2 separate regions of the Homo sapiens genome follow, and region 1 is linked to region 2. A link is an interaction called in ENCODE POLR2A ChIA-PET data of the cell type or tissue named here. Cell type or tissue: OCI-LY7. All regions are shown on one strand. Links, peaks and the distances in the headings refer to the core of each region. The heading gives the core; the rest is flanking DNA. Region 1 overlaps COL26A1 (collagen type XXVI alpha 1 chain). Region 2 overlaps COL26A1 (collagen type XXVI alpha 1 chain).

The links. Peaks named below come from ENCODE experiments on the same cell type or tissue, not always from the same donor. Only the 100,000 strongest peaks of a DNase experiment are listed, where the experiment ranks them.
Region 1: POLR2A ChIA-PET joins it to region 2 with 6 read pairs; 3 of 35 experiments call an interaction of 5 or more read pairs at or near these places.

What each region holds. Positions count from the first base shown.
Region 1 is chr7:101,419,849-101,425,219 of GRCh38, reverse strand. COL26A1 (collagen type XXVI alpha 1 chain) reads right to left here. Exons shown (of 13, transcript NM_001278563.3): 2 at 5,121-5,243. Among named protein-coding and RNA genes, the nearest start is that of COL26A1, 60 kb to the right of the region's middle. RefSeq lists enhancers at 2,394-2,919, 3,717-4,268, 4,269-4,820. In OCI-LY7, for the core only: no CTCF peak of the experiment used is centred there; no DNase peak of the experiment used is centred there.
Region 2 is chr7:101,501,596-101,506,966 of GRCh38, reverse strand. All of the region lies in intron 3 of COL26A1 (collagen type XXVI alpha 1 chain), which reads right to left. Among named protein-coding and RNA genes, the nearest start is that of LINC01007, 65 kb to the left of the region's middle. RefSeq lists enhancers at 1,998-2,687, 2,688-3,377. In OCI-LY7, for the core only: a CTCF peak has its summit at 1,912; a DNase peak (open chromatin) is centred at 3,006.

The DNA.
Region 1 (5,371 bases), core at 138-5,137, 82 kb after region 2:
AGAGACAGGGTTTCACCATGTTGGGCAGGCTGGTCTCGAACTGCTGACCTCGTGATCCACCCATCTGAGCCTCCCAAAGTTATAGGATTACAGGCATGAGCCACCGCGCCTGGCCAAAATTTTTTTTAAATTAACTGGGCATGGTGGTGTGTGCCTGTAGTCCCAGCTACTCAGGAGGCTGAGGCAGAAGGATTGCTTGAGCCCAGGAGTTCAAGGCTGCAGTGAGCTATGATCACACCACTACACTCCAGCCTGGGGGACAAAGGGAGATCCTGACCCTTATAAAATAAAATAAAATATCCCTCCAGCTTCTGTGGAGAGAAGGAGCTAGAGCGGGGCAGGGTGGGGAGTGGGGAGACCAGTGAGATGGCTGCCACAAACCAGATGCTTCATATAGGCAAGGCCAGCAAAACCAGGACCTGAGACAGGAATGCATATGGAACCCCAGGGGACCAAAGGATAATGCTGCAACCTGTTGTCATCTTGCCTCTCCCTGCCCAGACAGCAGCCCCAAGGCCACAGACAGAGGGTGTGCACCCAATTCTAGCTCATTTATGAGTTACTAGTGAGAAAGAAAACTGTGTTAACCTCTCCTTCCCTAATAAATTATTAAATTTTTTTTGAGACGGAGACTTGCTCTGTCACCCAGGCTGGAGTACAGCAACATGATCTTGGCTCAGTGCAGCCTCCGCTTCCCAGGTTCAAGTGATTCTCCTGCCTCAGCCTCCTGAGTAGCTGGGATTACAGGTGTGCATCATCACACCTGGCTAATTTTTGTATTTTTAGTAGACACAGGGTTTCACCATGTTGGCCAGGCTGGTCTCAAACTCCTGACCTCAGGTGATCCACCCTCCTTGGCCCCCCAAAGTGCCGGGATTACAGGTGTGAGCCACCACACCCGGCCCATTCCCTAGTAAAATATAATAACAGCAGAAATTATGACAATTAAGATCAGCAATTTGGGATTTCTCTAAGAGAATGAAAATTAAGTTTTATTATTGTATTTATTTATTTATTTTCAGACACGGTCTCGCTCTGTCGCCCAGGCTGGAGTACAGTGGCACAATCACAGCTCACTGCAGCCTCGAACTCCTGGGCTCAAGCGATCCTTCCACCTAAGCCTCCCAAGTACAGGTGCGCACCACAACCCATGGCTGATGTTTTTTAAAAAATTTGTAAAAATGGGGTGGGTCTCACTGTGTTGCCCAGGCTGGTCTCGAGCTCCTGGCCTCAAGCAATCCTCCTGCCTCAGCCTCCTATGTAACTGGGACTACAGGTGTGAGCCACTGTCACTGGCCAAATTGTTTTAATTAGCAAGGTTCCCACTAGTTATATGTTATAGGCAAAGGGGAGACTTATGACAAATTCATGTCAGCCCTGACTGAATGTTCTGTTTTGGCCTCCGAACTCCAAGGAGTGAGTGAGAAGAACTCCCTGGAAAGTCAGTGAACACCACATCGAAGACCCCGGTCCTTCTTTTTTTTTGCGACGGAGTCTCACTCTGTCGCCCAGGCTGTAGTGCGGTGGTGCGATCTCGGCTCACTGCAACCTCCGCCTGCCAGGTTCAAGCAATTCTCCTCCCTCAGCCTCCCAAGTAGCTGGGATTACAGGCATGTGGCACCACACTCAGCTAATTTTTTTGTATTTTTAGTAGAGATGGGATTTCACCATATTGGCCAGGCTGGTCTCAAACTCCTGACCGTGTGATCCACCCACCTTATCCTCCAAAAATGCTGGGATTATAGGCGTGAGCCACCACGCCGGGCCGGACCCCAGCACTTCTGAAACATTGTTCAGATAATTACTTAAGTGGTAAAGGAGAGAACAACTATGCAACATTAATGATCACTTGAAAAATTTTCAGTCCAGGTCAGTGATTCAGGCGCTAGCTTGTCCAGCTTTTCTTATAGGTGCATTATTGTATTTTTCTTTTTTTTTGTTTGGTTTTTGTTTTGAGAGGAAGTCTCACTCTGTCGCCCAGGCTAGAGTGCAGTGGCACGATCTTGGCTCACTACAACCTCTGCCTCCCAGGTTCAAGCAATTCTCCCTGCCTCAGCCTCCTGAATAACTGGGATTACGGGTGCTCACCACCACACCTGGCTAATTTTCGTATTTTTAGTGGAGACAGGGTTTCTCCATGTTGGCCAAACTGGTCTCAAACTCCTGACCTCAGGTGATTCACCCGCCTCAGACTCCCAAAGTGCTGCAATTGCAGGCGTGAGCCACCGTGCCCGGCTGCGTTATTGTGTTTTGATAGTGTAACAGCTTTAACTTGTTGAGACCAGGCATGGTGGCTCACACCTGTAATCCCAGCAATTTGAGAGGCTGAGGCAGGAGGATCCCTTGAAGCCAGGAGTTCAAGACCAGCCTGGGCAACATGGCGAGACCCCTGTCTCTACCAAAGAAAAAGTAATTAGTGAGGCACGGTGATGCATGCCTGTAGTCCTAGCTATTCAGGCTGGCGCAGGAGGATCACTTCAGCCCAGCAATTGGAAGCTGCAGTGAGCCATGATTGCACCACTGCACTCCAGCCTGGGCAACAGAGCAAGATCCTGTCTCCAAAAAAAAAGAAAGAAAGAAAGAGTAGGACAGCCACTTCTCCAACAGAGCTCTGAGCCAAAGCCCAGCCTGTCAGGGTCACAGACAGATCAGACTTCAAAGACTTTTCTTCTCAGAAGCTGTTCCCAAATCAAGAGGCCATGACCTGGTAATCTGAAACTCCCTGCTGACGAGAAAGGCAGGAGAGTCTTGGAATTTAGCTCCTGGGGAAGTGGGGAAGGCAGGGGATAGGGAGTGTCTGTACCCTCTGCTGAAAAGGAAAAAGCTTTTTTTTTTTTTTTTTTTTTTCATTTTGGACCCACTGCCATCTCTCTAGTATAGCATTTAAAACCAGCATTTTTTTTTTTTTGAGATGGAGTTTTGTTCTTGTTGCCCAGGCTGGAGTGCAATGGCACAATCTCAGCTCACTGCAACCTCCTTCTCCCGGTTCAAGTGATTCTCCTGCCTTAGCCTCCAAAGTAGCTGGAATCACAGGTGCCCACCACCACGTCTGGCTAATTTTCGTATTTTTAGTAAAGACTGGGTTTCACCATGTTGGTCATGCTAGTCTCGAACTCCCGACCTCAGGTGATCCACCTGCCTCAGCCTCCCAAAGTGCTGGGATTACAGGCGTGAGCCACCGCAACTGGCAAAAGCAGCTGTTTCTAATAAAAATGAAAATGAATGACATTCCGTTTACCTAGCCATTCCCCTTGCAGAATGACCTGTATCAAAACACTTGTATGCAATAGGGGTCTCAAGTGAAGCATCTCTACTATTAAAGAAGAATGAAAATAGGAAATCACCATTTGGCAAACACCATAGCATTAACTGTTGCAAGCAATATGATAGTATGATGAGAAACAGGATGTTCGTATAGGTTTAAAATGTCTCCCCACAACATACATGTAAAAGACAAAGGGAAAGATAATTATGCAACAGTGGAGAAACCTGGTAGATACCATCATAAGCAAGCGATCAAAGTTAACATCACCAGTCATGAGACGTAGCAATTTCTTTTTTTTTTTTTCCAGGCTGGAGTGCAGTGGCGCAATCTCGGTTTACTGCAATCTCCACCTCCTGGGTTCAAGTGATTCTCCTGCCTCAGCCTCCTCAGTAGCTGGGATTGCAGGCGCCCACCACCACGCCTGGCTAATTTTTGTATTTTTAGTAGAAACTGGGTTTCGCCATGTTGTCCAGGCTGCTCTCAAAGTCCTGACCTCAAGTGATCCACCCGCCTCATCCTCCCAAAGTGCTGGGATTACAAGCATGAGCCACCGCACCCAGCCAAGATTAATTTAAATCAGTAGACTTGGAGTAAAGCAGGTTGCCCTCTATAATGTGGGTGGGCCTTGTCCAATCAGTCGAAGGCTTTAAGAAAAAGACTGACTTCCCCGGAGGAAGGAGGCATTTGACCAGCAGCCAGCCCATCTCAAGCTGCAACATCAGCTCTCCTCCCTGGGTCTCAGCCAGCCAGCCCACCCTGCAGGTTTGGAATAATCGCCAGTCTCCATAATCATACAAGCCAATTCCTTACCATTTCAATCTCTCTCCCACTCTCCCTCTCCCCCATCCCTTCCTATTGGTTCTCTGGAGAACCCTGACCCAGGCAAAATGTCCCGTTAGGGAGGGCACAAAGGAGGGGAAGGGATTTGGAGTTTGAGGACAGCGGCTCCACGGTGCTTGGGGTAGAGGCCCCAGGCTGGGCAGGCTGTGGGGAGAGTGGTTTGGGGAAGCCAGTCCCTGGAGCTAAGCACGGCCTGGAGAGGAGGAAGAAGGGAAAAGAAGGAGAGTTGGAACTTTGGAGACCGTGAATGCTGGTGTCTGACAGCAAGATCTCTCTGCGGATGCTGAAGAGTCCCTGAAGCCTGTGGTCTGGTCAGGGCTGGTGAGAGGGAGGGGCTGGTGAGAGGGAGGGGCTGGTGAGAGGGAAGGGCTGACTATGGGCGGGGCTGGTGAGAGGGAGGGGCTGGTGAGGGGTGTGGCTGGTGAGGGGCGTGGCTGGTAGGGGCAGAGCTGGTGAGGGGCAAGGCTGGTGGGGGCAGGGCTGGTGAAGGGTGGGGCTCATGAGGGTCAGGGCTGGTGAAAGGCAGGCCTCGTGAGGGGCAGGTCCAGTAACAAGTAGGGCCAGTGAGAGGGACATGCCTGGTGAGTGGGGCAGTGCTGCCAGGGGCGAGGCCTGTGATGGATGGGGCCAAAGACAGGCTGGATTTCCAAGGTCATTGTAGCCCCTCGTTCCAGCCTGGAGCCATAAGGCTGGTTGGTTCCCTCTTCAACCCCACCTGGCCTTCCCCGACCTCGGATCCCATACCCCACTCATCTGTGGTGGTCTTCTGTCTGTCAAACACCCACTGGGTTGTGTGGTTCTGTTGCGGTAGGAGCATGTCTCTGACATCTTTGCACACACACATATATACCCTATATACACACACCCATGCCTTATATACAGAAGGTGCTCCATAAATGCATGCTCAGCCTTTGTCTGTGAGCACAGCCCAGCCTCTCCCAGAGCCATCCTGGGACTGGTTTTGTCCGAGGGAATGGGAGGGAAGGGCAGAGCAGCCTAGCCCAGCGGCCTTTACCTTACGAGGTTGGCGCAGGGCCCCGGCCACCGGCAGCTCTGGTACACGCGCTGGACCACCGTCTCCGAGCCATTCTGCACCTGGCAGGACACCGTCCGTGTCACTGTGTGATGGCACCAGTGCCTGTGGAGAGAGCAACAGTCACATGAGCCCTGCCTGTTCCCAGAGCTGCCAACTTCGGGTCAGGGGGCCGTGCTGGACAGGGAGGGGCCCCCGCAAACCTGGGGTGGAGGCTCGCTCTCTTGGATGGG
Region 2 (5,371 bases), core at 301-5,300:
CTCCAGCCTGGGCAATAGAGTGAGGGGGAAAAAAAAAAGGAGTGGTTCTAGGGAGTGGGGAGGAGTTGCTTTTGGATGTGTGCAGGGAGGAGAAGGCTGCAGACAGCACACCTAAGAGGGAAGTTGGAGAGGGATTGGACAGAAAGGTATGAATCTCAGCTTGTGACCAATCCATGCAAAATAACAGCACTCTGGCTGGAAATCCCCGGATGGTCCAAACCATCTTGCAGAGCTGTTATGAGAAATGCACTCTCCTTAGGGACCGTGGTGCCCACTGACTAATCAGAAGGAGCAAATACAGTCAGGGAATCTCTTCTGCAGTTAGGAACACGGAGGCTAGGTAAAAGGAGAAAAGGGATCCAGTGTCCCAGAGCTCAGGGCTGGTACCCGGGATCTCCAGTTTCTAGACCAGCCCTGCAGCTCACCCCTGGTCTCGGGGCCCCTCTCAGCTCCCTGGAGCCAGAGCCACTGTCCCAGGGGGTGGGCTGGGTAGGTCTAATCTGGACCCGTTTGGTTTCTGCTAAGAGGCCCCCACCAGCTCTTTCATTGGCAGCCAAAACATGCTCCTTTCCAAGGCAAAAACAAAATAAAATAAAGCATGTTACAAAGTGACTCTCTCTTCTCCGATTCATTTTAATGTGCTTTTCAGCGTTGGTTTATTGTGAGCAGCTCTGTGTGCAGAAAACATGTGCTTGCAATATGCCAGTGACAGTAGGGATTCCAGGGGGCCTCCTGGCCGCCCCAAACAACCGGGACAGTCAGGAAGTTAAAGGCATGTCTTTGATGATCAGGTAATTGGTGACTCTCAAATATTTGTCCCAAAGGCTCTGAATGGGTGTGATTTCACCCAGAGTCCATTCCCTCCACTGACCCCATTCGGGCAGAGGGAAAGGACAGAAGGAGAATTCAAGGGCTGTGGTGTGAGGATGGGTTCTAGCTTAGAGTGTGGCTTCTCCTGTCCTAGGGTCCTCGAAGGTGTAACGAGCTGGGAGGGACCAGGAGACTCAGGGTCTAGTCTGTAATACCACTGTGTCATCTTAGGCAAGTGTCTGTCCATCTCTGGGCTGTTGGGCCTCAGTTTCCCCGTCTTATAAGAGAAGGCAGCTGTGATGGTTAATACTGAGTGTCAACTTGATTGGATTGAAGGATGCAAAGTATTGATCCTGGGTGTGTCTGTGAGGGTGTTGCCAAAGGAGATTAACATTTGAGTCAGTGGACTGGGAAAGGCAGACCCCACCCCCCTCAATCTGGGTGGGCACCATCTAATCAGCTGCCGGTGTGGCCAAAACACAAAGCACGCAGAAGAATGTGAAAAGACTAGACTGGCCTAGGCTTCCAGCCTATATCCTTCTCCCATGCTGGATGCTTCCTGCCCTCGAACATCGGACTACCAGTTCTTCAGCTTTGGAACTCGGACTGGCTTCCTTGCTCCTCAGCTTGCAGACGGCCTATTGTGGGACCTCGTGATCCTGTGAGTTAATACTCCTTAACAAACTCCTCTTTCCATCCAAAAAAAAAAGTATACACACATACTCATGTACACACAAAAACAAAGTAAATTCACAGTCATGCACACACATGGAGTGGTCATACTCATGCACACACCTAGGCACACACATGCACCCATGCACACACAGAGTGCCCACACACCCATCACACTCATGCATACACACAACACACTCATACACATTCATGCACACTCACAGTCATGCACACACACAACACACATACACACTTCTGCACAATCACAGAGAGTGCTCACATACACGGGCACACCCACCCAACATGGATCTACACACGTGCACACCCAGACCCACGTGCATTCATCCACACACATAACTTTTTTTTTTCACCCAGGCTGAGTGCAATAGCGCCATCTCTGCTCACTGGTTCAAGCCATCCTCCTCCCTCAGCCTCTGGAATAGCTGGGATTACAGGCGTTCGCCACCATACCCGGCTAATTTTTTGTATTTTTAGTAGAGATGGGGTCTCACCATATTGGTCAGGCTGGTCTGGAACTCCTGACCTCAAGGGATCTGCCCGCCTCAGCCTCCCAAAGTTGGGATTACAGGCGTGAGCCACCGTGCCCAGCCCACACACATAAATGGACACAGACACACACAGGCATACACACACACATACACACACACACACACACAGTCTGGGCAACAACCAAGAGTCCAGGCTCTGGCCTTTCATGGCCGGTGACGGTGGAAAATTCACTGAATCGCTCTGAACTCAGCAGCATCGTGTGGACGACAAGGAAGTAAAAAATTCACATAAATCCTCATAACAATGCCAGCCTCTGGGTGCCCTGGAGAAGGACCAATGAGATGGCGGAGGCAGAGGTGAGATGTTTTCTAAATCACAGGACCCGGGACACATGTCAGTTGTCAACAGCAACTTTGGGGTCACAGCTCAGACAGAAGCCCTGGTGCCTCTGGAGTGGAGAGGAGCGAGGCGGAAGTCCCCGAATCAGGCGAGCATAGACAGGGGAGGAGGTTGGCCCTGGTCCCTAATCCCAACATGAGAGGGGTCAGCATGGGGCAAAGAGGTGGTGCCAGTGGGCCGGGCACCGTGGCTCATGCCTGTAATCCCAGCAGTTTGGGAGGCCGAGGCGAGCAGATCATTTGAGGTCAGGAGTTTGAGAGCAGCCTGGCCAAAATGGTGAAACCCCGTCTCTACTAAAAATACAAAAATTAGTGGGGTGTGGTGGCACGCGCCTGTAATTCCAGCTGCTCAGGAGGCTGAGACAGGAGAGTCGCTTGAACCCAGGAGACAGAGGTTGCAGTGAGCCGAGATTGCACCACTGCACTCCAGCCTGGGTGATGGAGTAAGACTGTGTCCCCAAAGAAAAAAAAAGAGGTGTTGGGGCTCAGCTGGGGTAGTGAGCTCAGGGACACTGGGGAGCTGGGGGACACCTGCAGATGGAGGGCCCTGCTGGGCTCAGGGTCGCCTGCCCACATCCTGAGCTCGCAGCAGAGAGAAAGGGTCAGCTCAGGCGTGACACATGGTCCCCTTCCTGGAAGTTACTGTAAATACTGAACTACTGTGAAACAGGAAGTGGCAGGCCTAGGTTCTAACAAGGGACTCTCCAAGGAGGAGAATGGCCATTGCTCCCTACTCATGTCCCTTGGAGGTGTCACCTCCCTGCTCACAAACCTGACCAGTGCCTGTGACTTCAGGACTGAAACAAAAGTTCCAGCACCTTCCCTTGAGGCAATCTTGTGTGGTTCAGACCCCCTGTCCGCAAGTGCTGGGGCTTTGTGAGCCATGCAGACCCTTAGCTGGGCACAGTGGCTCACGCCTGTAATCCCAGCACTTTGGGAGGCTGAGGCGGGATGATCACCAGAGGCCGGGAGGTCAAGACTAGCCTGGACAACATAGCAAGACCCTGCTTCTAAAAAAATACGAACATTAGCCAGGTGTGGTGATGTACACCTGTAGTCTCAGCTACCTGGGAGGCTGAGGCTGGAGGATCCCTTGAGCCCAGGAATTTGAGGCTGCAATTGAGTGATGATCGCACCACTGAACTCCAGCCTGGGTGACAAGGCAGGGCAGGGTAGGGCGACACTCAGGCCCTGTCCCAGACCTATCAATCCTAATCTGCATTTAAATAGGACCCCCCAGGGTGACTCCTGCACGTGGGACAGTTTGAGAAGTGCTGTTTATATTTCATTTTCCAACCATCATTTCTGAGACATACAAACCAGGAGGTGGTGACCGTCCTGTTGTCACCAGCACCATGCATTGTTAGAGAACAGAGGCGAGAGGGGACCCCACAGACCTTGCCCCAACACCCAGTTCTGGGGCCTGGGAGGAAGGTGCATCACTGATGAGAGAAGAAATCACAACAAAGGCATGTAACAGGAGTAACTGCGTATATGAGGCCCAGGCTCTATTCTTCACAATGGTAGATGAGCTGGAGAAGGTTCTGGGGGCAGCAGGCAGGCTGGGCCCTGGGGAGCCACAGAGGGACTGGGCAGCTCACCCTGAGAAGGAGGAGGCAGCAGATGGGCCCCACCTTGGGACCCAAAGTCACTGGGCGGACACCATGTAGAGCAGCTCCCGCCCCTTAGAGAATGAGCTTTCAGCACAGAGCCAGGCAGCCCCGGGAAGGAGGGAGTGCCCGTTCCTGTAAGTGCCCAAGAAGAGATTGGACAGCCGCTTGGGGAGCATGGCAACAAGAGGGGGGCATGCGTCCCTAGACCCTGTGAGCTGAGACTCCCATGGGCTGAGCCACCCACCCACACTGGGTCAGATGAGGGGGCTCCCAATCCAGCCACCCTCCCAGGCTGCAGTGGAACAGCCCCTTTCCTGGGTCCCCCCTGACAGTGGGGCTCCAGCCCAGCTCCAGCCCAACTCCGGCCCCGGTCCTGTGTTCTCCACAGCACCTGCCAGTCCCTGAGGGGCCTTAGCCTCCAGCTTGGCAGGAGTTTCTGAGTCTGGGACCTGTTAGTATAGAAAGCCCAATCCCTTCTTGGAACCTCAGTTTCCCCATTAGAACAAGAGGGGATTGGGCCAAATGACCTCAAAGGCTTTGGAAGGGGCAATATATTCCGTGTGTATTTTTCTTGAGCATAGCTGGTTTTTGTTGTTGTTGTTGTTTGTTGTTGTTGTTGTTTGAGACTGAGTCTTGCTCTGTCGCCCAGGCTGGAGTGCAGTGGTGCGATCTCGGCTCACTGCAACTTTCGCCTCCCAGATTCAAGTGATTCCCCCGCCTCAGCCTCCTGAGTAGCTGGGATTACAGGCATGTGGCACCATGCTCAGATAATTTTTGTAATTTTAGTAGAGACAAGGTTTCGTCCTGTTGGCCAGGCTGGTCTTCAACTCAGGTGATCTGCCTGCCCCAGCCTCCCAAAGTGCTGGGATTATAGGCGTCAGCCACCGCACCCGGCCTTCAAGCATAGTTTTGAACTAGATTTTTCTAGGGAGCCTGGCTTCCATCTCTGGAAAGACCAGGGAACGCTTCCTGGAGGAGGTGTCTGGTGAATCCGGAAGAAAGGGCGGAAGATTTTGGAGCTGCACACGCAGCCCATGTACATGTACTCACTATGCACACACACAGCCCATGTATACACAGGGCCCATGCATGCACACACACGCACACAAACTCAGCTGTTTGTATACACAACCTGTGTTTGCACACATAGTCCACGCTTGTACACAGCTCATGTACACACACAGCCCATGGCGCACACTCACACACACATACTTTCTATGAGCATGCACCTCCAAGAGTCTGAGCACCCCTTTGGACAAAGCCCTGTGCTGGGCACCATGGGGATGAACCCAGTGGCCATCTTGCTCAAATGGAGTGTGACACAGCGCAAAGGATACAGGCCTGGGGCAGAAACAACAGGCAGAGAGT